Regions from separate parts of the Homo sapiens genome. Here region 1 is linked to region 2. A link is a loop called in an ENCODE intact Hi-C map of the cell type or tissue named here. Cell type or tissue: psoas muscle. All regions are shown on one strand. Each heading gives the region's core, and the rest is flanking DNA. Links, peaks and the distances in the headings are about the cores only.

What was found. Hi-C counts contacts between places; a loop is a spot of excess contacts. Peaks named below come from ENCODE experiments on the same cell type or tissue, not always from the same donor. Only the 100,000 strongest peaks of a DNase experiment are listed, where the experiment ranks them.
Region 1: it touches region 2 in a loop (2.5-fold over the local background); 2 of 110 quality-filtered maps call a loop at or near these places.

What each region holds. Positions count from the first base shown.
Region 1 is chr9:32,870,720-32,883,426 of GRCh38, reverse strand. No RefSeq gene overlaps it. Among named protein-coding and RNA genes, the nearest start is that of TMEM215, 94 kb to the right of the region's middle. In psoas muscle, for the core only: no CTCF peak of the experiment used is centred there; a DNase peak (open chromatin) is centred at 6,106; H3K27ac peaks cover 2,783 bases.
Region 2 is chr9:32,959,984-32,972,690 of GRCh38, reverse strand. It overlaps APTX (aprataxin), which reads left to right. Exons shown (of 8, transcript NM_001195248.2): 8 at 1-75. Among named protein-coding and RNA genes, the nearest start is that of APTX, 35 kb to the left of the region's middle. In psoas muscle, for the core only: a CTCF peak has its summit at 4,092 (motif pointing right); a DNase peak (open chromatin) is centred at 4,090.

The DNA.
Region 1 (12,707 bases), core at 3,894-8,893, 91 kb after region 2:
ACCTTTATTGAGTGCCTACATATGTCTCATTTAATTCTTATAACGAATCCCTGATAAGTAAATGTTGTTATCCTTTTTTTTTACAGGCGAGAAAAATGAGGCACAAAAAGCTGGAGTGCTTTGCCCTAGGTTACAGGCCATTGGCATCTGGATCTGTAGATATTTCTAGATTTCAAATGGATTCTTTGGTCGACCTTCAACACATACGTTAAATCCATGGTTCTCAGCCATGCTATTAAGATGCACTGGTGTGGGGCAATGAGTTGTGAGGTGCCAGTAATTAATAATAGTTAAAGTAATCTGGATTGGTGCACCTGGGAATTTCAGAATTGACAGCTGGGACTTCTTTGCCTCTACCAGAGCCTCAGTGAAGGGAATGGGGCGTGCAGTGCATTCTATTTGTAGCTAAATGGCCTCAATCTTATCTCTGCCCCAAGCAGTAAACTCCAGTGAGAATTTCCTGCCACACTATGTATAGACCTCTGTACTTTTTAATCTTATTTTACAAAAGGCGGAGTATCTGATGTCAAAGACCTTAATGACTAATAGGGAAGAGGGGTGCAGCCTATGCTAAAAGAACAAAATACCCAGACACACAACCATATCAGTGACTACCAACGAAGCTGGTAACTTGAAACTTTGTGGACACTTATGTCATACAGATAAGGATAATCACTCATGGTCCAGTCCAGCACAGAGTCCCATTTAATACATAATAGACCAGTAAATAATAATTATAAGCAGATCAAAGCATTCTTGCTGTCTCTCCTAAAAAATAAAAAACATTATTCTAGAAACTATTATTAGAAAGGCCCAATTACCCCCCAAAACTTATATAGGATGCAGTAGTCCCCTTTCATCTGTGGGGGATACTTTCCAAGACCCCACACCAAGGATAGTACCGAGCCCTCCGTACACTGTTTTTTTTCCTATACATCTAATGTCAAAGACCTTAATGACTAATGGAGGGAGGAGCGCAATGTATGCTAAAAGAACAAAACATACAGACGAAATGCCATGGCAGAACTTCTTAACATTCTAACGCATACCTCTGATAAAGTTTAATGTATAAATTAGGCACAGTAAGTGATTAACAACAATAATAATAACATAGAACAATTATAACAATATGCCAGCATCACTATTCTTTTGCTTTGGGCCCATTGTTAAGTAAAATAAGGGTTCCTTGAACACCAGCACTGCGATACCATGACAGTTGATCTGATAACGGATCTGGCTGCTAACTGACGAATGGGAGCGTCTACAGTGTGCAGACGCTGGACAAAGGGAGGATTCACATCCCGGGCGGGACTGAGTGGGACGGACGAGATTTCATCACGCTATTCAGAATGGTGTGCAATTGAAAACTTATGAATTGTTTATTTCTGAAAATTTTCATTTAGTATTTTCAGACCAGGATTGACCATGGGCAACTGAAATCTTGGAAAGCAAAACTGCAGATAAGGGGGGGCTACCATATTCTGAAACAAAAAGCCCATGGTTTGGCATTTTCTCCCTGGGATTGATAATAGAGCTCTTTGACTGTGGGGGTGGAGTGAATGTGTGTATGTGTGTGAGGAAGACATAGTTCCTTGCAGATTTTAATAAAAGAATGGAGAGGAGTTCCCAAGATTAATAAAGAATGGTTCCAGACTGGGCATAACTCAGGCCAGTAATTCCAGCACTTTGGAAGGCTAAAGTGGGAGGATCACTCGAGGAGCTTGAGACTAGCCTGGTCAACATAATGAGACCCCATCTTTACAAAAAAAATTTAAATCAAAAAATGGAAGAATGATTTCAGGATGGGTGTAATGGCTCAGGCCTGTAACCCCAGCATTTTGGGAGGCCGAGGTGGGATGATTGCTTGAGTTCAGGAGTTTGAGACCAGCCTGGGCAACATAGCAAGACTCTGTCTCTACAAAAATTAAGAATTAGCCAGGTGTGGTGTCATGTGCCTGTAGTCCCAGCTACTTGGGAGGCTGAGGTGGGAGGATGGCTTGAGCCCAGGAGGTTGAGGCTGCAGTGAGCTATGATCACACCACTGTACTAAAGCCTGGGTGACAGAGCAAGATCCTGTTTAAAAAAAAAAAAAAGAATGATTTCAGAGAGGCAGGAGCAGAGAAGAGAGGAAGCACAGCAATAGTTTTTAAAGGGCTAAAACCCAAAATATTTGTCTTTATGTTGAAGCTGAAATGTACAATGTATCAAAATTAAGGATTTTGATAAACCTGAAATAGTTGGGTTATGTTTTAAAAATTGTACTGAATTATCAAATTCTTGTCTTTTCATTTATACAACTTTCTAATTGAGGTCCTTATTAAACCAATTGCAATTGGCTTTACTAACGAGTACTATCATCTTATTTGTAGTCTTACTATAGCTAATGATGAATAATTAAGTATTGATTTTGTGCTGAAGTTTATTAATTTTTACTGTAAAGCATTTAAACTGTATTTTAGTCTTTTTTTTTTTTTTTTTTTTTTTTTTAGTGGTTTCAGTATCAGAAACAAAAGATGTTTTAGGGTAAAAGGTGGATAATGATTTTGTTCATATCAAACAAGGTTTGTAAATAACCAGAATCAGAGTTTTATTTCTAGGGTCCTTACAACTCATGTTCCCAAATGTGGACTCAACATTGGTTGAGATTAGAGTGGTCAGGATCCAATAGCCGAGATTCATGTTATTTGTTCCCAGTAGTCTAAGAGTCTAGTACCCATGGTTTTTCTGCCAAACTCACATTTGATGCCTGGAGAGTATCTTTAAGATTTAGAGAAAGAGGAAAGTTCGACCAGTTGTATACTTGATCCACCTGCTGAGAAATGCTGACTGGTGGCAAAGATGAGTGAAAGAGAACATCTATGTCATACCTCTAACTTTTGCAAGGACATATTAAAGGTTATAGATCTTGTTCTTCCTCTCTTTTTTATAGTAACACTAAAAAAAAAAAATTGAGAAATGAGCAAAAGGTAAAATCTCCCCTTGGAGGCTGATGAAAATTGTCAGATTAGATGGGCTCTTTGGGAATCATTACTTCTTATAATGCTCTGCATATACCCAGAAAAGCACAAGAAATCACATGTCAAGGTCACTCTGCTCAGCAGAAAATTTCCTTAATGCCACGTAATAGTGAGTGAAAAGGGATGCAGATAAGGCTTTGGCCACCAACTCATGAGCACTGCCTGCGTGCGGGCTTCACTTTTTCTGGGAGCCACGTAGCTTCTGTTCAGAGACCCCAGTGCTTTTTATGTATGTATGTATGTATGTATGTATGTATGTATGTATGTATGTATTTTGAGATGGAGGTTCAATCTGTCGCCCAGGCTGGAGCCCAATGGTGCGATCTCGGCTCACTGCAGCCTCTGCCTCCCAGGTTCAAGTGATTCTCCTGCCTCAGCCTCCCGAGTAACTGGGATTACAGGCATCCGCCATCACACCTGGCTAATTTTTTGTATTTTTAGTAGAGATAGGGTTTCGCCATTTTAGCCAGGCTGGTCTCAAACTCCTGGCCTCAGGTGATCCGCCCGCCTTGGCCTCCCAAAGTGCTGGGATTACAGGCGTGAGCCACCGCGCCTGGCCTGACCCCAGAGCTTTTGACAGTGATGGTTGATGCTTTTCTGCTGAAATTCTGTCAGCTTAAACATCCAGCCAGTCTCAGGGTTGGTCCCTCCCAGGTTAGCACCCAGGTTAGCACCCTGCCAGCTTTCCCTTTGGGGTCATGGAAACCTGCTATCCTCAGAAAACCAACAGTGAGGGCTCTGCCGTTTAAGGTAGAAAATCTGTCTTGATCTTCAGAATGATCAGGTCCTCACTCACTGTTTGGGAAGATAATCAGGCTCTCCGCCAAGTTTGAAGAAAAATACTGCCCCAAATTCATATGCAGAGCAGTGAATGATTGGAATGCTTCTAGGAGATTAGCCAGGACGATTCTTACCAAGGAAAGCCATTCGTCAGTATTGCCAGGTTATTTTACTATTCTTGTGGAAAAGGAGGGAATTTATATTTATTGGGTGATTGTGGTGTGCCAAGAGCTGTACTAGACACTTTACATATGTGATCTCGCCCATAGCACAACTCTTTGAGGTGCGTATTATAATCCCCTTGGAAAATGAGGAAACAGGCTCAGAGAAGTTGGCACTTGCCCAGGAACTTAAAAAAAGTAGTGGAGCTGAAATTCTAGCTACCTCTGACTTTGAAGCCTCATTCTCCCTCATGAGGTTCTTTCTGAAAAAAAAAAAAAAAAAAAAAAAAAAGCAAAAATTATGGTTTATCCGATTGGTCTCTTTAGCCCTGCCTGGTGCCCTTCCAGAGCTGTTGGATCATCTAGCTGGGAAGGAAATGTTTAGGTAACAGAAAGTGGTGAGTCCCCTCACTAGAGTTTTGGAGGGATGGCTGATTGATCACAATTTACAGTGTTGTAGAAGAGATTTGTGCATCTGATAAGGCAGTGTGTGCCAGTAGTGGTTTAGGTTCTACTGATGGGAAATTAAAAAAATAAAACCCTTTAATTGTTGTGCATTTTCATGCATACTAGACAAAAATTGACCAGTATATTAGCTTGTGATTTCACAGATACTACTGTTTAAACACAGCTAAGTAAAAATAAATAGACCGGGTGTGGTGGCTCATGCCTGTAATCCCAGCACTTTGGGAGGCCGAGGCAGGTGGATCACCTGACATCAGGAGTTCGAGACCAGCCTGACCAACATGGTGAAACCCAGTCTTTACTAAAAAATACAAACATTAGCTGGGTGTCATGGCACATGCCTGTAATCCCAGCTACTCTGGAGGCTGAGGCAGGAGAATCGCTTGAACCTGGGAGGTGGAGGTTGCAGTGAGCCAAGATCGTGCCATTGCACTCCAGCCTGGGCAACAAGAGTGAAACTCTGTCTCAAAACAAACAAACAAACAAGCTATTTTGCAGAAACGCATGAAGTAAACAGTGGTCCACAGATACTCTAAAAATTGTGATGGTAGCATGTGACTGCCTGACGTTTGGGAATCACCAGGTGGACCTGCTGAATTTAAGGGTCCAGGGGCTTAGTCCAGTCTTGGAGGAACAAGTGCCTATGCACAGACAGGCAGGCACAGGTGGCAGCAGGGGCAGGGAGCCTGGGGATCCAGGTATAACACCACCAGGCAGCTGAGGGAGAGACTAGATTGCAGGCAGCAGAGTTGCTGGGACCAGAGGCCTCTAGAGACTCCACATCTGTGAGAGCCTGTCCTGGTTCCTTCTCAGGAGAAGCAGACATGTAGTGGTGGATGGCATTTAAACAGAGACCCTGGTCTGATCTGAATAACTTGTCGGCTGTGGAAGATGGCTTCATTCTTTCTCTGTTTTTGCCTCTCGGTTAAGAGCTCAGGCTCTGAGTTAATGGGCCCAGTCACTGTTGTGTGACTTTAGTCAAATTACTCACCTGCTCTCAGCTTCACTTTCCTCATCTATAAAATGAGAAGGAGGAGACACTAAAAATATCTCTATGTCCGCAGGTACCATGGCCACAGCCAACACTATAAATAATCCTCTTTGCTCCCTGGAGACTCAGACAGGTGACAAGAAGGGACCTGCAGGCCAGTTTGCACGTGGGGGTGCAGGGGGAGTCATCGGCCAGGACTGGCCTTGGTCCTCTAACAGCTGGGGCATGGCCCAGGGCAATGGAGATCCCGTGCATCCCTGAGTTATTATATACTTCTTCATAGGGTTGTTGTGGAGATACTATAACTAAGCTGTAACTAAAGCAGTGACTGGCTCAATAAATGTTAGTTATTCTTGTTATTATTAAGTGATAGAACTTGTGGGATTAAGCCCTTCTACTACCCAGTGACCTGGGCTTAGTATAGCCAGATATGATATTTTAATCAATATACTACAATATTATTTGAGTCTAATCCTAAGTTAATTTGAGTCCAAGTCCTTGCTTATAATTCTCAAATATTGAGGGAAATTATTACGATTATACTAATAACAAAGCCCCCTATTCTCCTAATCCTCTCATCTTCTCCTCTGGGCCACCTCATGACTCAGGGATGGATGGGGCCTTCATTGCCCTGGGCCATGCCTCAGCTGTTAGAACACAAAGGCCAGTCCTGGCCGATGACTCCCCCTGCACCCTGACATGCAAACTGGCCTGCAGGTCTCTTCTTGTCTCCTGAGTCTCCAGGGAGCATAGAGGGTTATTCATAGTGTTGGCTCTGGCCATGATGCCTGCGGACATAGAGATATTTTTAGAATCTGTTCCCTAGGGTCTGGCTGAAAAGGTCATGCCTATCTTTTTATGCCTAATGTCAACTTCTGAATAAGTAGGAGGAGGAACTCATTTCTGTTAATAGGACACAAGTAATGTCAGGGTTGGGTCCTATTAACAGCATGCGCCCCCCACCCCACCCCGAAACCCAAAGCTGTTTAAAGGAGTTATTATAAAGGAGAGGAGAATGAGGGACTGGGTCAAAGGCTGCCTTGGAGAAGGTTGGTTAGATGAGTTCAGGTAGCATCACGGGGGCTGGACAAGGACCAATGGATGGTTTTGGATTTCATGTTTTCTACTCATCAGAGCTGGGAAAAATGGAATGTTATATTACCAAACAATGAGCACCTCACCTTTGAATGTATTCAAGTGAAGACTGGAAGGCCTCTTCCGGGATGTTGGTGCCTGGGCGTCCTGTGGGTGCAGAAGACTGAATGAGATGGGCTCGCCGGCCCTCCCATGGTTGGGATCCAGTGATTCTGGAGGGGGTGAGGGTAGGAGCTGCATTTCGTGTTTGGGCACTGAATGAGGTGGATGCCAAAAAAATTAACTGGAGTAGCCCTGAAAATAAACCTATCCATCTATCTATGGCCACGTTTTCCTGGGGCTGATTTTGTGTTTCAGTTTTCCCCATGTCTTTCTTTTCTTTTCTTTTCTTTTTTTTTTCTTTTGAGACGGAGTTTCGCTCTTGTTGCCCAGGCTGGAGTGCAATGGTGCGATCTCGGCTCACTGCAACCTCTGCCTCCCAGGTTCAAGTAATTCTCCTGCCTCAGCCTCCCGAGTAGCTGGGATTAGAGGCATGTGCCGCCACGCCCAGCTAATTTTGTATTTTTAGTGGAGACGGGGTTTCTCCATGTTGGTCAGGCTGGCCTCAAACTCCTGACCTCAGGTGATCCGCCCGCCTTGGCCTCCCGAATTGCTGGGATTACAGGCGTAAGCCACCATGCCTAGCCAGTCTTTCTTAATAGTCACAGGGAATTTCATTTGTCTGATATAACGTTTAAATTAAATAGGGTGGAAATACCTGTTTTCTTTTCCCTCCACCCATAAATTTCAATAATAATCATCCTTAGATTTGTCTTGTTGGATCTTAGCCTGTCAGATTGCTTTTTGCACATGAAACTACTGAGGTGGGATGGTTCAGTGACTTGCCTAAATCGTGCAGGGGGTGAGTGGCAGAGCCCAGACATAAACTTTGGCTCCTTGTCTGTTGCTCTTTCTAGTAAATTGGACTGCTTCCTGCTGTGGGGCACTGAGAAAACCCGTGACACCCAGGGTGCTGAGATGAGCAGGAAGTCACACGAGTCTGGAAGGCCACCTTTTTTAGGTGTAAGTCCTTTCTTCCTGGTGAAGTGCTTGTACATATAGATACTCAGGAAATGTTTATTGACTTGAACAGAGTAATACTGTCAGTGCCTGGTACCTAGTTAGCAGTCCATAAATAGTTACTAAATGAAAGCAGCAGAGCTTTCAAGAGCTTCAACGGAGCTGCCCACAAAAGCTCAGGATGCCTGAAAAGGCCGATGTCTTTTTCTCTACTCCTGGATTGGTAGGTAGGCTCAACCCTCGCATGGTGGTAAGGCCTCCTACATTCTCTGATGGCTCCTGACTTAACCTCCATTCTGGGCTGCAACTAAGATGAATCCTGAGGATACTTCCTACAAACAAGGGCATTGAGCCCAGCAGAGCCTGCTGGGCATCCAGGTTGGCTCATTAGTAGACAGCAAGCAGCTCTTCCTCCTGCCATGGCCCTGCAGCATGCCTGACATGGGAGCCATCCAGTCTCCTCCTGTGATTAACTGGCTGCAGTGTTCAGCAGAGCTCTCAGTCAGGAAGTAGCTGGACTCCAAACCCAGCTTCTTGGAAGCTCCTAATTGGGCTCTACCTGTCAAGAGGTAATAGAGAGAGACTTATTGATATGTTTGAAGTGCAACTTTGTGCTTTTTGATAACTAATAAATAGGATATTGGAACTTTCTTATTTTGCAGCCCAGTCTACAGAAGACATGTGAAAGATATTTATAGCTTTCATAACTGTGATCCTACTCCTTCCTAATTGCCAAGTAGTCCTCCCCACCCCCATCCCCCTTTTTTTTTTTCTGTGAATCATCTAGGACTTAGAGTCATTGCAACTGGCTAGAGAGGGACTTTAATCATCCTGAAGATTCCCAGATAGCTTGGGAGACAATAATATCATGTAAAAGATAGCTGCTTTCTTCCCTTTGGTTTGGGGACTTGGTTAAAGAAATGTTAGTAGATGGACAATATTTAGATTTTATATTCTGTGCCAGTAGTGCTAAGAAAAGATTACTGGCTTCAAGAGTGAGCAGTTCTAGGAGAGCGAGAAACCACAGCTAGGAGCTCCACCAGCCCTTGAAGATGCAGAGACATTTATCCAGTCCAGAGGGATGGGGAGATAACACACTGAGTATGGAATAGTGGTTAAGAGCCCTGGTTTCACAGTTAGGCTAATTCAGTTCAAATTGTACCTCTATTACTCATTAAGGGGTGACATTAGGGAAATCACATGATGTTTGAGCCTCAATTTCTGCATTTGTTTTATTTGGATGATGGTATGTATGTAACTGGGTTATAGCACATTCTAAGAGGGTGTGGGTAGGGATAGGGATGGTGGTATGTACCTCATGGTGTTATAGCACATTCTAAGAGGACAAATCGTAGCAACATTATTTTATATTCTTACTGAGCGTGCAAGCTTAAGCATGTCACTTAACTTCTCTGGGCCTCAGTCTCCTCATTTGAAAGGCATTAGAGCAGACGATGATTCTTTGTGTAAAATGGAGTCCAGTCAGGAGACAAGCCATGCCCATTGTTTTAAAAGAGAAGTTGATACAATTCATTATTAACCAGGAATTAAAGAACTGGAAAGGCAATCAGGGAGCACAAAGGAGCCACAGAGGAAACAGCTGCAGGGGCTGGGAACAGAGTGAAGAAGTTGTGACTATTAAAACTCAGAAACTTGGAGAAGGGGATGCACCTCTTAGCTCAGGTGGGTCCTGATGCCTCTGGGGAGGGGGAAGGAGAGTGGTACAACATGGCTGGTGCTGAGAAAACTGCAATCAGAATCCCTGTGCTGTGGCAACAGACTGCTATAGGAGTTCTAAAGAAGAAACCTTTCTGGGGCCATGCTGACCTAAATGGGAAGCAGGCAGGAAGTAGCCGATGGCGTCTCCCTCCTTTAGGTATCCCTTTAGGACTCCCCACCCCTAGAAAACACCTCAAGAGAGCAGCTGGCAAAGGAGAAATGGGCTGTGCAGGGTCCCATCCCCAGTATCACAAGGCAGAGTGTACAAGAGTGGGCTTGGAGAACATACTGTAATAACTGAGATTCTCAAACGTTCCTTTTAGGTCAGAGACTATGAGTCAGATTCTGAATCCCAAGCAGAGAACTCTGTACGTGGGCTCTTGGGACAGCCAGCATGTATGGTGGAATGAGTTTGAGCGCTGGAGTCAAACAGATCTGGGTTGTAATCTTATCTCTGACTCTTATCAGCTATGGGATGTTGGAGAAGCTACTTTGAATTTCTCTGAACCTCATTTCCTCCTATGTAAAATGATGATACAGTACCAATACCCATCTCATAGGGTTATTGTGATAATTAAACAAGAAGACACGTGAAAAGTGCCAGGTGGGGGTGTCTGGCACATGCACGGCAGCCATTATTATTATGAGGGGTTTTTTCAGTGATATCTGCTGATCAGCTTGCTCCGTTTGTTGGCTGCACACACTGATGTGGGCTGTTTTGTTTCTTCCACTCAGATGTGGTTCGGTGGACTGTGGAGGGGAGCCTGGGCAGCGGGTTGACAGTGGCCAAGGATTCCCATGCCAGCAGGGGCACCGGGGGCAGCATCTGCATGGCTGCTCTTGGCTTCTAGGAAGCGGCACTTCACCCAAAGTAAGCTCGTAGGCTGGTTCCTGAGGAGTGTGTTCAGTGCAGGGCAGGGGAGATGTTCCTACGACTGTGCCAAGCTTGAGCTGCAGTGAGTGGGCTCTTGGATGCCCTTCAAGCCAGAGGCAAGAATTTGATTTCCTAGGCAGAAATTCTGTAAACTAAGAGAATCATCTAGAATCTTTTTTCTCCACTCAACAGAGCTCTTATCCTTTTACTTTTTTTGGGTGAGTTCTTAAGCTAGAAATGATATGGACATACAGACCATTCATATTCTTGGAGGCATTAATAACTGGCTTTTCATTAGGTACCTACTTTGTGCCAACTATTGTACAAGGTCCTTTCTATGCATTATCTCTTATTCTTGAATCCTACAAGGTAAGTTTTAGTTTCCTAACATTCTATTCAAGGAAACCGAGGCACAGAGCTGGGAAATAAACTTGCCCAGGGTTTTCAAATAGTATTAAGTGGAGTCAGGATTAGAACCCAGGTCTGTTGGATTCTAGGCCTTTCTTTTACTCTTAAGCCAGGCTTTTCCCAGTGCTAGTTAAAAGTCGTGCAAATGTAACTTAGACAATGTCTGCATTTGTGGGTCACGCAGTGGTAGATTACCTAGCAGTGTACCCAACATACTTCCTTCCAACTCCCCATTGAAATAACAATTAAAGTGGTTTAAATGGCCTCTATTTAGCAGCCTCCCATCTTTACCCAGTGTCTCAAGAAAATGCCTAAAACACAAAGAAAAAGACAAATACTCGTAACTCAAATGGACAGTTTTGGGTGTGATTTAAATCTGCTATGGAGAATATTTTATTTAGCCAATATTCCAACAATTATTGGGGAGGAAATCTATGTAACCAAAAATGTGTTCTTAACCCAAGACAAGGCAGTCAGCTTTTTATGGTAAAACCATTCACCTAAGAGGTACATCTCTGACAATTTTTTCCCTTTAAATGTCTAAGTAATTTTGCGATTGCTATAAGCATCATAGGTGATAGGATTAAGCAGTGCTATTTCTTAGAAGCTCCTGCACACAGCATGGCCACCCGTCCCCTTCTGACAGATTCACCATAGGCTTAGCTAGAACAGGTTTTGCTAACAAATTCTGCTTGATGTGAGAAAAGCTTCTGAAAATACAGATTTCCAAAAGTTGTAGGAAGAGTGAAGTTGGGTTGAAAAAAACAATTTGCAGACTCTACTTGCTTCACCCTGCATAAAAGAGCAGTATTATTTGCTCAAGAGAAGGTGGGAAATGGCTTGTTCTTGCCCCATTGCCAGCTCCCTGCCTTGGAGGCCTCGGGTCTGTGCTAATATTATGATTCTAAATTTTATTTGGAAAAATTAACAGATGAGAGTAAACAGGGATGTTGTGTGTGTGTGTGTGTGTGTGTGTATGTCAAGGGGGTGGTGGTGGTGGTGAGAAATAGTATGCAAGAGGAGTACTTTCACTATTTGATTTTTTTTTTAAATAGAAAATTAAAGTAATTAGAAGAGTGTATGATTGGGAGAAAAAGACTTGGCAAATAGATTTGGAATAGAATAGATAAGTTTGAAATGGACAAATGGATATGTGTGTAATAAATGCATGGCAAAGCTCAAATATCTGAAAAGAGGAAAGATTATTCAATAAATTGTGCTGCAACAATAGATTAGTATGGAGGGCTGGGTGTGGTGGCTCACGCCTGTAATCCTACCACTTTGTGAGGCCGAGGCAGAAGGATCATTTGAGCTCAGGAGTTTGAGACCAGCCTGGGCAACACAGTAGACCCCATCTCTAAATAAACAAACAAACAAACAAAGTAAATAAATAAAAAATAAAAAATAGATCAATATGGGAAAAATCAAATTATAGCCTCACCTTATCTTATTTTTCAAATTAATTTTAGGTTGTTTAAATAATTCATTGTAAAAGATGAAAGGAAAAAATTTTAAGAAAGGAATTTACGAACCGAAAAGCAATGAATAAACTTGAAAGGAACATATTGATAGATTTATCTGCATTAAAAGATGAAGATATATAACTTATTTGATTCTTCTTGGAAGACCAAGTGAGATTAATTTGTATTAAAATGCTCGGCACACTGTAAAGTGGAATAACTTAAAAGTATTCGGAGCCATTGATAGGAGGATGTAATTTTTTCATTTGGTGGTCACAATCCAAATTTTTTCTCCCAATTTTCACTTAAGCATGCTAGAATTTAGTTCATTACAGCTGTTTTCTAAAATTTTTTATTAAAAAAAAATTTTTTAAATGGGGACTCCCTATGTTGCCCAGGCTGGTCTTGAACTCCTGAGCTCAAGTGATCCACCCACCTTGGCCTCCCAAGGTGGGATTACAGGCGTGAGCCACTGCACCCAACCTTAGAGCTGTTTTGTTTTAACAAAAGCATAAACAATAATTTATTCCCTACCATAATTTCACAGCAAAGGTATTCATTACTATTTTGAGAAGGAAAGTAGCACCTAGCTAACGTATATGAATTCATTCTCTCAAATATTTCCTACCTGAAGAACACAGGACTGCACTGGTGTAGATTCGTAGGACTTGGAATTGC
Region 2 (12,707 bases), core at 2,043-7,042:
AAGGTGGTTGGTGAATGAAAAAGTTGCGTAGAGCCACTACTTTCTTTTTCCCTGAGAATAAATTTGGATAAAACAGTTGTATTCAGTTGTTTTTTGGGATAATATTAGAACTAAAGGTGAAGGGAAAACTAAAAAGTTGGGTTTGATGAAATTGTGGATATCTTTGGGGATGTGACTTTTCACTCAAGTTGTGAGAAAAAAGGAAACACCCTTAACAAAAGCTTCTTCTGGAGAGAAAAAGCCACAGTCCATAGAGACATTTGACCTCAATGTCTTTCACAAACAAACAAGATGCCACAGTGGTTACTTAGTGAACATAGGTATAGTAATAATTATATAATTAATGATCATAGCAGCTCACATTTGTCTGACTCCTGTGTGTCCTGCATTATGCTAAACACTGTACTCAAGTGATCTCATTGAATTCTCACTGTACATAACTCTATGAGGTTACGTGCTATTGTTATGCCCCTTTAGTGGATGAGCATCTAATATTCTACAATGGTTCCTGGGCACTATCCAAAGTTGGTATTGATTCTGATGCATCAACTCATTATTTTTCTTATCAATTGAACAGTATAAATGCAAGACTAACAGCAGAAGCCATAGAACCCAGGGGCCTTGGACCTGTGCTGATCAAAAGCTTTCCGTGGCATTTCATTGATTTCCCTGAGATCAGCCAGTTCCTTTAGCCCTTTTTGTCCATCTCTCATTCCCAACATCTTTCATCTCTTTTCTCTGCTCCTTCTGCACTCCAGGATTGTAATCCTTAGGTCATTAGTCCATCCATCCATAGTTCTTCTATCTGGCTTGATGCTGGACCTTTGGGCCTGCTTGATTGTCTGCTTCGTCTCCTGAGGTGGTTGTCTACATACACTGTGGCTCCTGGACGTTCTTCCCCAACCCAGCTGCAGAGGGCATGTGGCTTCATAGCCTTTTATTTGCTGTCATCAGGTACCAGGCACAGAAACTCTTGAAAATTGTCTGGGCACGGTGGCTCACGCCTGTAATCTCAGCACTTTGGGAGGCCGAGGCGGGCAGATCACAAGGTCAGGAGATCGAGACCATCCTGGCTAACATGGTGAAACACCGCCTCTACTAAAAATACAAAAAAAAAATTAGCCGGGCATGGTGGCGGGCACCTGTAGTCCCAGCTACTTGTGAGGCTGAGGCAGGAGAATGGTGTGAACCCAGGAGGCGGAGCTTGCAGTGAGCCGAGATTGTGCCACTGCACTCCAGCCTGGGTGACAGAGTGAGACCCCATCTCAAAAAAAAAAAAAAAAAAAAAAAAAAAATCATGGGCATATTAGTTAAAAACAGGCTCTGGATTCAGACCTGGGTTCCAGTCCTGGCTCTGCTACTCACAGCTGAGGGATCTTGGGCAAGTTACTTATTTTCTCTGAACTTTGGAATTCACATATGTAAATGAGCATAACAGAGTTGAGTTATAAGGATTAAATAATCTATGTAAAGGGTTTAGCATAGTATCTTGCATAGAGAAAGACTCAATAAATGGTAACTGGAAGCCTCTGCTTTTATCTCAGTGGAGGCTGGGAAAGAGGAATTCACCTTATCCATGCCTCTCTCTGCATCTGAAGCCTTACTGCCCCTGGAAACTTTCTAAATATGTACTCCATGGACTCCTTAGATCAGAATTACTGGTTTCCCTTTAAAAAAATGTAAGCACTTGGGCTTTACCAAATAATTACTGAATCACAATCCTGAGGGCCTAAGAATCTTCATTTTAAACCATTCAGGATGAACTTGATTTTATTGATGTTTGAGAACCACAATATAAATGAACCTTTGGCTTCAAAGCACCTTGCATTTCTGAAGCTTATGGATTTGGCTGTTCCCTGCCAGGACACAAATAGCATTTTCTGGTTAGCTGCCTGGGCCTGTCATAGGTCTGCCTTCCCTCTGCTGTGTCAGGGTTATTTCAGAGTCTGGGGAGACCTCCGGCATTAGCTGAAGGGGAGTCCCTCGTTACAGGGATCAGCCCTTCCTTTCTTCAGGAGTTTGGCAGAGCTCCTTTGGCCCCAGGCTCTTAGGAGCCATGTCTGGAGATGACTTCCCCTCAGTTGCTCCCGTTCCCTCTTCATGCCCAGAGATCAGTCCAGTGGCTTGGTCTGGGACCTGTAATGAACGCTGCCAGCCTTAGGCTCAGAGCGTAAGTATTTTTCCTTCTCTGGGCCTGTCTCTGAGATACCCAGGTACAAATGGTCCTTGTAGGGACTAGATCATACTTGAGATGGTAGTTAAGGATGTCTTTAGATTCAGGGATATTTTCTAGAGCCTGGCATCTGATAGTCACACAGACTGGACATGGCTGGATATCAGAGAGTTAGGACTCATCTGTCAGTGTTGGCCTAAATGCTTCCCTCTGCTTCCAACAACTCCAACTTGGAGGGAGACTTTCGCAGGGCTCTGAAGATTCTACCATAGACTAATTTTTAAAAATGTGATGAAAGCCGTGAAACCTCTTCAGCATAATGAATATTTACACATTTTGTATATGTTATCAGGGAATTTATGGAGCCACTGACGTGCTTCCATAGGGTCTGTGGACCCCAGTTTAAGAATCTCAAGAGAAAAGGGTCATTACCATGCATCTGGGATATACAGGAGGGGTCTCAGGTCACTGTGGAGGACTGGCGCCCACCACCATGCCTGGCTAATTTTTATATTTTTAATAGAGATGAGGTTTCACCATGTTGGCCAAGCTGGTCTCAAACTCCTGAGCTCAAGTGATCTTCCCACCTCAGCCTCTCAAAGTGCTGGGATTACAGGCGTGAGCCACTGCGCCAGGCTTTTTTTTTTTTTTTTTTAAATATTTTACCAACCAAGAAGAAGCATTGTAGTTCTGGCAGCCACAAGTTGAAAGCTGACACAACCCACTGCCCCCACCCCCAACTAGTACTGTTTGACATTTATTGGAGGAAAAAAACTATCATTTATTCACATTGAAGAATTAGTTACTGGCCAAAGACCTTTTGTAGAATCTTCTCCAGAAACTGTGGGAGGTCCTCCTAGAATGCTAGTTGGAGTTGCCAGGGTCCAGAGGCACCTCCATGTCCTGGGTCACCAGACCACCAGCCTTTGCGGCTCTTTCCCCAGCTGCATTCTGGAGGTAGGAAGCTGGGCCCAGGGCAGAGAAGGGGGCATCTGGGGATGTCTGAAGAGCCAGTTGAGCAGCTGAATCACAGGCATTCTCTAGGTTACAAATACATTGCTCAGAGACTAGGACTGCTTTCGAGAACCCACAAAGTGGAAGATGTTCATGACAAAGCAAGAGGGTCAATAGGTCAAATACTAAAATGTGTTCCCTCCAGCTGGCCAGGCATTAGGAAAGAGACCCAAGATGTGGGAGGGAGGCCCCAATAGGTATCTGAATCCCCCACATCCCCGCAGTAGCTCAAAGCCTCTATGTCCCCTTTATGTGAATGAGAAAAGGCATGCCCTGCAAGCAGAAGCTTTTAGCTCACACTCACTTGAGACTGAGGGCCACATAGGGTGCAACCGTACGTACAATCTTACGGTGTGGGGTCCCTGTTTCTCATGAGGTTCTCTAGGAAAGGTAGTTTTTTTGGTTCTCCATCATGTACCCAACGAAATTAAAAGAATATGGAACAAAACAGCCTTGCAATAAAATTTCGTTGAGTGAATGACACCTGTGTCAATACACTTGGAATGGATGTAGAAAAGATAACTTTTTCTGTTACATCTGAATTTGATTGGCAAGCATGTTGTCCAGTGAGTCTGCATCTTTGCCCTTAGAAACAGTTATTTTTATTTTTTAAATCCCTTTTTTTCACAGGTGTTGATCTTTAATTTTTTTTATTTAAACATTTTTTCTTGCCTTCTTCATTTTTCCTTCATATGACTTTGGAAACATTCTGATAAACATCTTACTGCCATTGTTTATGGGAAAAAAGTATATCTTACAGGTTAGAATTAGTGGAACATAAGCATGTTAATATTTTTCCACAGAATTTTCCAAATCTTTGCTAACAAAGCAAGTGATTAGGGAAACTGGGGTTTTCCGTATCTTTTCTGTGAATGGTCTATTTTCGGGGCTTGCCATGTTTGGCCACCAGATGGCAGCATTTGAACAATAAATTTTTAATTGTCTTCCACAAGACAAAGCTGTTTTTGAAGCCCTTTTATAAAGTATCTTATGTTTCAGAATCAATGCTTCAAAATAAAATATTTAAGGGGCTTTTAAAATAAGACTGATGTGTGTTTAACGTATCTCCTAATTAAGATAGAAGTTTGAGGGAAAACCAGTGTGTGGGTCAAAATACAAAACATACACGATTGACTGGGAGGCTGTTTGGCTGAGAGGTGAAATAGACTCTAAAGTTGGCTGGAAGCTGGGCGCGATGGCTCACGCCTATAATCCCAGCACTTTGGGAGGCTGAGGCTGGCGGATCATTTGAGGTCAGGAGTTCGAGAACAGCCTAGCCCCTAGCCAACATGGCAAAACCCTGTCTCCACCAAAAATACAAAAATTAGCCAGGTGTGGTGGCACGCGCCTGTAATCCCAGCTACTTGGCTGGCTGAGGCACGAGAATCGCTTCAACCCAGGAGGCAGAGATTGCTGTGAGCTGAGATCGTGCCATTGCACTCCAGCCTGGGTGACAGATCAAGACTGTGTCTCAACAAACAAACCCCAAAAAACATTCTTTCTATTAAAAAAAATAATAAGTTGGCTAGAGCCAAGGTTGAAGCCTGATTCTGGCAATCATGAAATGGGTCTTGGGGCATGTCAATGCATGGTAGGCATTGAAAATATGCTGGCAAATTTTCTTAATTTGACCCCAAGTTAGTGACTGTTGTTCACATCACAAGAATACCTGGGAGTAGCACTGGTAGCAGACACTTCTTTTGGGCATATTCTTCAAAAATGGCATCATTTTTACATCGACAATTGCTAAGTCGCTGGTGGTCAAATATTAGAGGAAGCACTGTCAAAGCAGGACGGTCAATATACAGAGAAGGTAAAGGGCTGTGTCTGCATTTTCCATGGGCCAGCTTCCCCGCAAACCTCCTTTTGATAGAAGAACCTAGCTTCATCTGTCTTCCATCTCTTCCAAGCCTTCTGTCTTTTAAGCAGGCAGAATAAAAGCTCCAATGCCAAAGAGTACAAGAATATTAAAATTGAAAAGGACTTTATGTACCAGGGGTCCTGACATTTTGAGGGAGTCATAGATCCAAAATTTGGTGAAGATGATAGCCCCTTTCCCATATGTTTTGCATGTAATTTCAAGGGAAGCACCCCAAAAATCAATAATCCATGGATTTTCTAGGGCAGGTCTTCTCAGCTGGTGTGCGTGTGTGTGTGTGTGTGTGTGTGTGTGTGTGTGTGTGTGTGTGTGTGTGTATCCCCTAGATTCTAATTATTTTGAACCAACTGGCAGTCCTTTTTTCCAAACTACACACAGAAAGTCACTCTGCTACCACTGGGCATCTAATCTCTCTGGTGCTTTGGGGCAAAGTTTAATCTCTTGCCTGGAGAATCTATCAGAACTCTTTATTCTAGTAGCCTCTGATGTTCCATTGAGGGATTTGAAACATAGAAGTGACTTATAATATCAGCAACCAACTTATGTCCTAATTAAACATCAAGAGTGCTTGCATTCCCAAATTCATGCTGGGAGAGAATATACTAAAACGTTAATTAGCGGTCCTCTCTTGGTGGTAAGAATGTGGATAATTTAAATTGTGTTATATTGTTGTGCACGCTTCTAAATTAGCTACAGTGAATACATATTTGGGAGTGTGAAAAAAGCCTCAAATTTTATTTTTAAAAAGTGATAGGTCACAAAGGAATGTAATCAACATTCAATTATTTATATTAATAGCTGATACAACAAAAAGTGGCTAATTTTTTTTTTTTTTTTACAAATAATGCCAGTTCCATTCGAGTGTTCTGTGGCCCTCCAGAGACAGGCATCCTGCAAGGCCAGATTTCAAGACCAAATTTGCTTGAGTCTGAGAATGACACACGTGAAGGTAATTCATTTGATCTGATGGATCTGATATTCCTAACACTAGATCTAGAAAAATAGTGGCTTTTTCTCTGTTTGCCCCTAACCTCAATGTCTGCGAGACACCAACTACATTTTAGTTATTCAAAATTGCTGTCCATAGCAACTTTCTGTTTGTACTTACAAATGCCTTTCACCACCCATTGAGATCCCATGATTTCCCTTGTAAATTATGTTGATATGAAATGTTACATTTGGTTTCCAAATACTGAACCACCTTGAATTCTGGGGGTGAATCCTCTTGGTTCCCTAGGGCTTCTCTTTCAGTATTGACTTTGACTCTGAAACATTCGTGATGGGATGGGTTTGGGGAATAAGATTTATAGATTGATTTATGTATTTGGCCTGGTCCCCAGATTTTAACAAAAGTATCAGGAAAAGGGGAAGAAAAGATGGAAAATGAGAAGAATGGTTAGAATTTTGGCTTGTTGGATCAGTTCCCAGAACATCCTTTGTGTTAGAGAAATCAAGTAATGGGAGAAGTGGAAAGAAAACAAAAAAGTTAGTGAAGCTAAACCAATCTACATAGTGAAGACAGAAGGGGGTGAAGGACTGAAAAAGATAGGTGAATATTTGGGGCAGACTTTGAGGCATCTGGGAAGTGGGAGCTTTGGAGGGCTCTGGGAGATTTGGGGAAAAGAAGGGGATTTGAAGAAGGGTTGGTCTCTCTGGGTATAAATGAGTCCCTTTTAATATATTTTTGAGAGACAAACAAAGATTATATACTTGATTAATTTTTTTTTCTTTTTTTGGTAGAGACAGGGTCTCACCATGTTGCCCAGGCTGATCTTGAACTCCTGGCCTCAAGGGATCCTCCCATCAGCCTTCCAAAGTGTTGGGATTATAGGCATAAGCCACTGCACCTGGCCTTTTTGGCCACATTTTGACTTCTGTTGTTCCTATTCCAATTTCTCATTTCTTGCATTTTGTATTTCTTCTTTTTTTCTTGATAATATTTGCTAGATGTCTGCTTATAAAACGCTGTTTTTTAGAAAAGTAGGTTTTCTTTATAACTCTTATTTTTGCCTTTTCTTTTGCTTTAAAAAAAAACTTTTGAGTCAAAGTTCATATACTTTAATATTAAGAATTTTCTTTTGGCTGGGTATGGTGACTTACACCTGTAATCCCAGCACTTTGGGAGGCTGAAGCAGGCAGATTGCTTGAGCCCAGGAGTTCGAGATCAGCCTGGGCAACATGGTGAGACTCCATCTCTAAAAAAAAAAGTTAAAAAATTAGCTGGGTGTGGTGGCAAACACTTGTAGTCCCAGCTGCTCAGGAGGCTGAGGTGAGGATTGCTTGAGTCTGGGAGGTCAAGTCTGCAGTGAGCCGTGGTCATGCCACTGCACTCCAGCTTGGGTGACAAGCTGGAGTCTCTTTTGGGTCTCAAAAAGAAAAAAAAAGAATTTTATTTTTATGATGAAATAAATTTTTAAAAATAATGAAAATATTTATGGCTATAAATTGAATGTTGGGTTGGACCTGAGATTTACAGAGACTGCCTTGGCTGTTGATAAGAAGAAAATACTTACTCTAGTTTCAAGACCTGAACCATCAGGTTTTCTTGTTTCCATCAGAGAAGTCACATGTCAGGATGCTTAAGTGTAGGATAAGGCTTTGCTCCTTGTATATTTCACAAATTTTTTTTTCTTTTTTCTTTTTTTGAGATGGGTTCTAACTCTGTCACCTAGGTTGGAGTGCAATGGCATGATTATAACTCACTGCAGCCTTGAACTCCTGGGTTCAAGTGATCCTTCCACCTTAGCCCACAAATATTGTTTCTTCCTATTTTCTTATACATGAGTAGCCTTCTACCCCCGAGCACAGAAACACAGGATCTGCTATTAGTCTTTTATACTTCAGCATGATTTTACAGATCACTATTATCTTTTCCAGACAGGAATTTGCATTTCAATTCTTTTTGTACAACAAAAAGCTTTGTCCTCAATTGAAGGATTTTTAATTTTAACGAAGTCCAATTTTTACATTTTATCTTTTGTAAATTGTATTTTGGTGTTGTAAAGTCATTGCTAAACTCAAGGTCACCTAGATACCTAGATTTTCTCCTATATTATCTTCTAGGAGTTTTATACTTTTATGTTTTATATTTATGTCTGTGATCCATTATGTCTATGAGTTAATTTTTGTGAAAGGGGTAAGATTGTTATTTAGATTCATTTCCGTGAATGTCCAGTTGAAGCATTTTTAAGCATTATCAGATGGGGAATATTTTTTTTTTTAGTGAGAAAAGACATTTATTTTCTTATGTAAAACATATATTGCATATAACAGTAATAATGACATAAGTTGATTTATAAAGAAGGCAAAAATAAACAATATTCAGAATAAAAAGCTGATAGCAGTAGAAATTTAAAAATTGAAAACTTTTTTTTTTTTTTTTGAGACGAAGTCTCACTCTTGTCCCCCTGGCTGGAGTGTGATGGCACAATCTTGGCTAACTGCAACCTCCACTTCCCAGGTTCAAGCAATTCTCCTGCCTCAGCCCCGCGAGTAGCTGGGATTACAGGCATCTGCCACCATGCCTGGCTAATTTTCGTGTGTGTGTATATATATATATATACACACACACACATATATGTATATACACACACACATGCATATATATATACACATATATATACACACACATGTATCTACACATACATACACATATATATATATATACATTTATTACACTTTAAGTTCTAGGGTACATATGCACAACGTGCAGGTTTGTTCCATAGGTATACATGTGCCAAGTTGGTTTGCTGCACCCATTAATGTCATTTACATTAGGTATTTCTCCTAATGCTATCCCTCCCCCAGCCCCCTACCCCACGACAGGCCCTGGTGTGTGATGTTCCCCACCCTGTGTCCAAGTGTTCTTATTGTTCAATTCCCACCCATGAGTGAGAACATGTGGTGTTTGGTTTTCTGTCCTTGTGATAGTTTGCTGAGAATGATGGTTGCCAGCTTCATCCATGTCCGTGCAAAGGACATGAACTCATCGTTTTTTATGGCTGCATAGTACTCCATGGTGTATCTGTGCCACATTTTCTTAATCCAGTCTATCATTGATGGACATTTGGGTTGGTTCCAAGTCTTTGCTATTGTGAATAGTCCTGCAATAAACATATGTGTGCATGTGTCTTTATAGTAGCATGATTTATAATCCTTTGGGTATATACCCAGTAATAGGATCACTGGGTCAAATGGTATTTCTAGTTCTAGATCCTTGAGGAATCACCACACTGTCTTCCACAATGGTTGAACTAGTTTACACTCCCACCAACAGTGTAAAAGCATTCCTATTTCTCCATATCCTCTCCAGCATCTGTTGTTTCCTGACTTTTTAATGATCGCCATTCTAACTGGTGTGAGATGGTATCTCATTGTGGTTTTGATTTGCATTTCTCTGATGACCAGTGATGATGAGCATTTTTTCATGTGTCTATTGGCTGCATAAATGTTTTCTTTTGAGAAGTGTCTATTCATATCCTTTGCCCACTTTTTGATGGGGTTGTTTTTTTCTTCAAAATTTGTTTAAGTTCTTTGTAGATTCTGGATATTAGCCCTTTGTCAGATGAGTAGATGGCAAAATTTTTCTCCCATTCTGTAGGTTGCCTGTTCATTCTGATGGTAGTTTCTTTTGCTGTGCAGAAGCTGTTTAGTTTAATTAGATCGCATTTGTCTATTTTGACTTTTGTTGCCATTGCTTTTGGTGTTTTAGTCATGAAGTCCTTGCCCATGCCTATGTCCTGAATGATATTGCCTAGGTTTTCTTCTAGGGTTTTTATGGTTTTTAGGTCTTACATTTAAGTCTTTAATCCATCTTGAATTAATTTTTGTATAAGGTGTAAGGAAGGGATCCAGTTTCAGCTTTCTACATACGGCTAGCCAGTTTTCCCAGCACCACTTATTAAATAGGGAATCCTTTCCCCATTTCTTGTTTTTGTCAGGTTTGTCAAAGATCAGATGGTTGTAGATGTGTGGTGTTATTTCTGAAGCCTCTGTTCTGTTCCATTGGTCTATATCTCTGTTTTGGTACCAGTACCATGCTGTTTTGGTTACTGTAGCCTTGTAGTATAGTTTGAAGTCAGGTAGCATGATGCCTCCAGCTTTGTTCTCTTTGCTTAGGATTGTCTTGGCAATGCAGGCTCTTTTTTGGTTCCATATGAACTTTAAAGAAGTTTTTCCCAATTCCGTGAAGAAAGTCATTGGTAGCTTGATGGGGATGGCATTGAATCTATAAATTTCATTGGGCAGTATGGCCATTTTCATGATATTGATTCTTCCTAACCATGAGCATGGAATGTTCTTCCATTTGTTTGTGTCCTCCTTTATTTCATTGAGCAGTGGTTTGTAGTTCTCCTTGAAGAGGTCCTTCACATCCCTTGTAAGTTGGATTCCTAGGTATTTTATTCTCTTTGTGGCAATTGTGAATGGGAGTTCACTCATGATTTGGTTCTCTGTTTGTCTGTTATTGGTGTGTAGGAATGCTTGTGATTTTTGCACATTGATTTTGTATCCTGAGACTTTGCTGAAGTTGCTTATCAGCTTAAGGAGATTTTGGGCTGAGATGATGGGGTTTTCTAAATATACAATCATGTCATATGCAAACAGGGACAATTTGACTTCTTCTTTTCCTAATTGAATACCCTTTATTTCTTTCCCTTGCCTGATTGCCCTGGCCAGAACTTCCAACACTATGTTGAATAGGAGTGGTGAGAGAGGGCATCCCTGTCTAGTGCCAGTTTTCAAAGGGAATGCTTCCAGTTTTTGCCCATTCAGTATGATATTGGCTGTGGGTTTGTCATAAATAGCTCTTATTATTTTGAGATACATTCCATCAATACCTAGTTTATTGAGAGTTTTTAGCATGAAGGGCTGTTGAATTTTGTCAAAGGACTTTTCTGCATCTATTGAGATAATCATGTGGTTTTTGTTGTTGGTTCTGTTTATGTGATGGATTATGTTTATTGATTTTCGTATGTTGAACCAGCCTTGCATCCCAGGGATGAAGCCAACTTGATCATGGTGGATAAGGTTTTTGATGTGCTGCTGGATTCAGTTTGCCAGTATTGAGGATTTTTGCATCGATGTTCATCAGGGATATTGGTCTAAAATTCTCTTTTTTTGTTGTGTCTCTGCCAGGCTTTGGTATCAGGATGATGCTGGCCTCATAAAATGAGTTAGGGAGGATTCCCTCTTTTTCTGCTGATTGGAATAGTTTCAGAAGGAATGGTATCAGCTCCTCTTTGTACTTCTGGTAGAATTTGGTTATGAATCCGTCTGATCCTGGACTTTTTTGGTTGGTAGGCTATTGATTATTGCCTCAATTTCATACCCTGTTATTGGTCTATTCAGAGATTCCACTTCTTCCTGGTTTAGTCTTGGGAGGGTGTACGTGTCCAGGAATTTATCCATTTCTTCTAGATTTTCTAGTTTATTTGCATAGAGGTGTTTATAGTATTCTCTGATGGTAGTTTGTATTTCTGTGGGATCAGTGGTGATATCCCCTTTATCATTTTCTATTGTGTCTGTTTGATTCTTCTCTCTTTTCTTCTTTATTAGTCTTGCTAGTGGTCTATCAGTTTTGTTGATCTTTTCAAAAAACCAGCTCCTGGATTCATTGATTTTTTTGAAGGGTTTTTTGTGTCTCTATCTCCTTCAATTCTGCATTGATCTTAGTTATTTCTTGCCTTCTGCTAGCTTTTGAATTTGTTTGCTCTTGCTTCTCTAGTTCTTTGAATTGTGATGTTAGGGTGTTGATTTTAGATCTTTCCTGCTTTCCCTTGTGGGCATTTAGTGCTATAAATTTCCCTCTACACACTGCTTTAAATGTGTCCCAGAGATTCTGGTATGTTGTGTCTTTGTCCTCATTGGTTTCAAAGAACATCTTTGTTTCTGCCTTCATTTCATTATTTTCCCAGTAGTCATTCAGGAGCAGGTTGTTCAGTTTCCATGTAGTTGTGCAGTTTTGAGTGAGTTTCTTAATCCTGAGTTTTAATTTGATTGCACTGTGGTCTGAGAGACAGTTTGTTGTGATTTCTGTTCTTTTACCTTTGCTGAGGGGTGCTTTACTTCCAACTATGTGGTCAATTTTGGAATAAGTGTGATGTGGTGCTGAGAAAAATGTATATTCTGTTGATTTGGGGTGGAGAGTTCTGTAGATGTCTATTACGTCTGCTTGGTGCAGAGCTGAGTTCAATTCCTGGATATCCTTCTTAACTTTCTGTCTCGTTGATCTGTCTAATATTGACAGTGGGGTGTTAAAGTCTCCCATTATTATTGTGTGGGAGTCTTAGTCTCTTTGTAGGTCTCTAAGGATTTGCTTTATGAATCTGGGTGCTCCTGTATTGGGTGCATATATATTTAGGATAGTTAGCTCTTCTTGTTGAATTGATCCCTTTACCATTATGTAATGGCCTTCTTTGTCTCTTGATCTTTGTTGGTTTAAAGTCTGTTTTATCAGAGACTAGGATTGCAACCCCTGCTTTTTTTTTTTTTTTTTTTTTGCTTTCCATTTGCTTGGTAGATCTTCCTCCATGCCTTTATTTTGAGGCTATGTTTGTCTCTGCATGTGAGATGGGTCTCCTGAATACAGCACACTGATGGATCTTGACTCTTCATCCAATTTGCCAGTCTGTATCTTTTAAT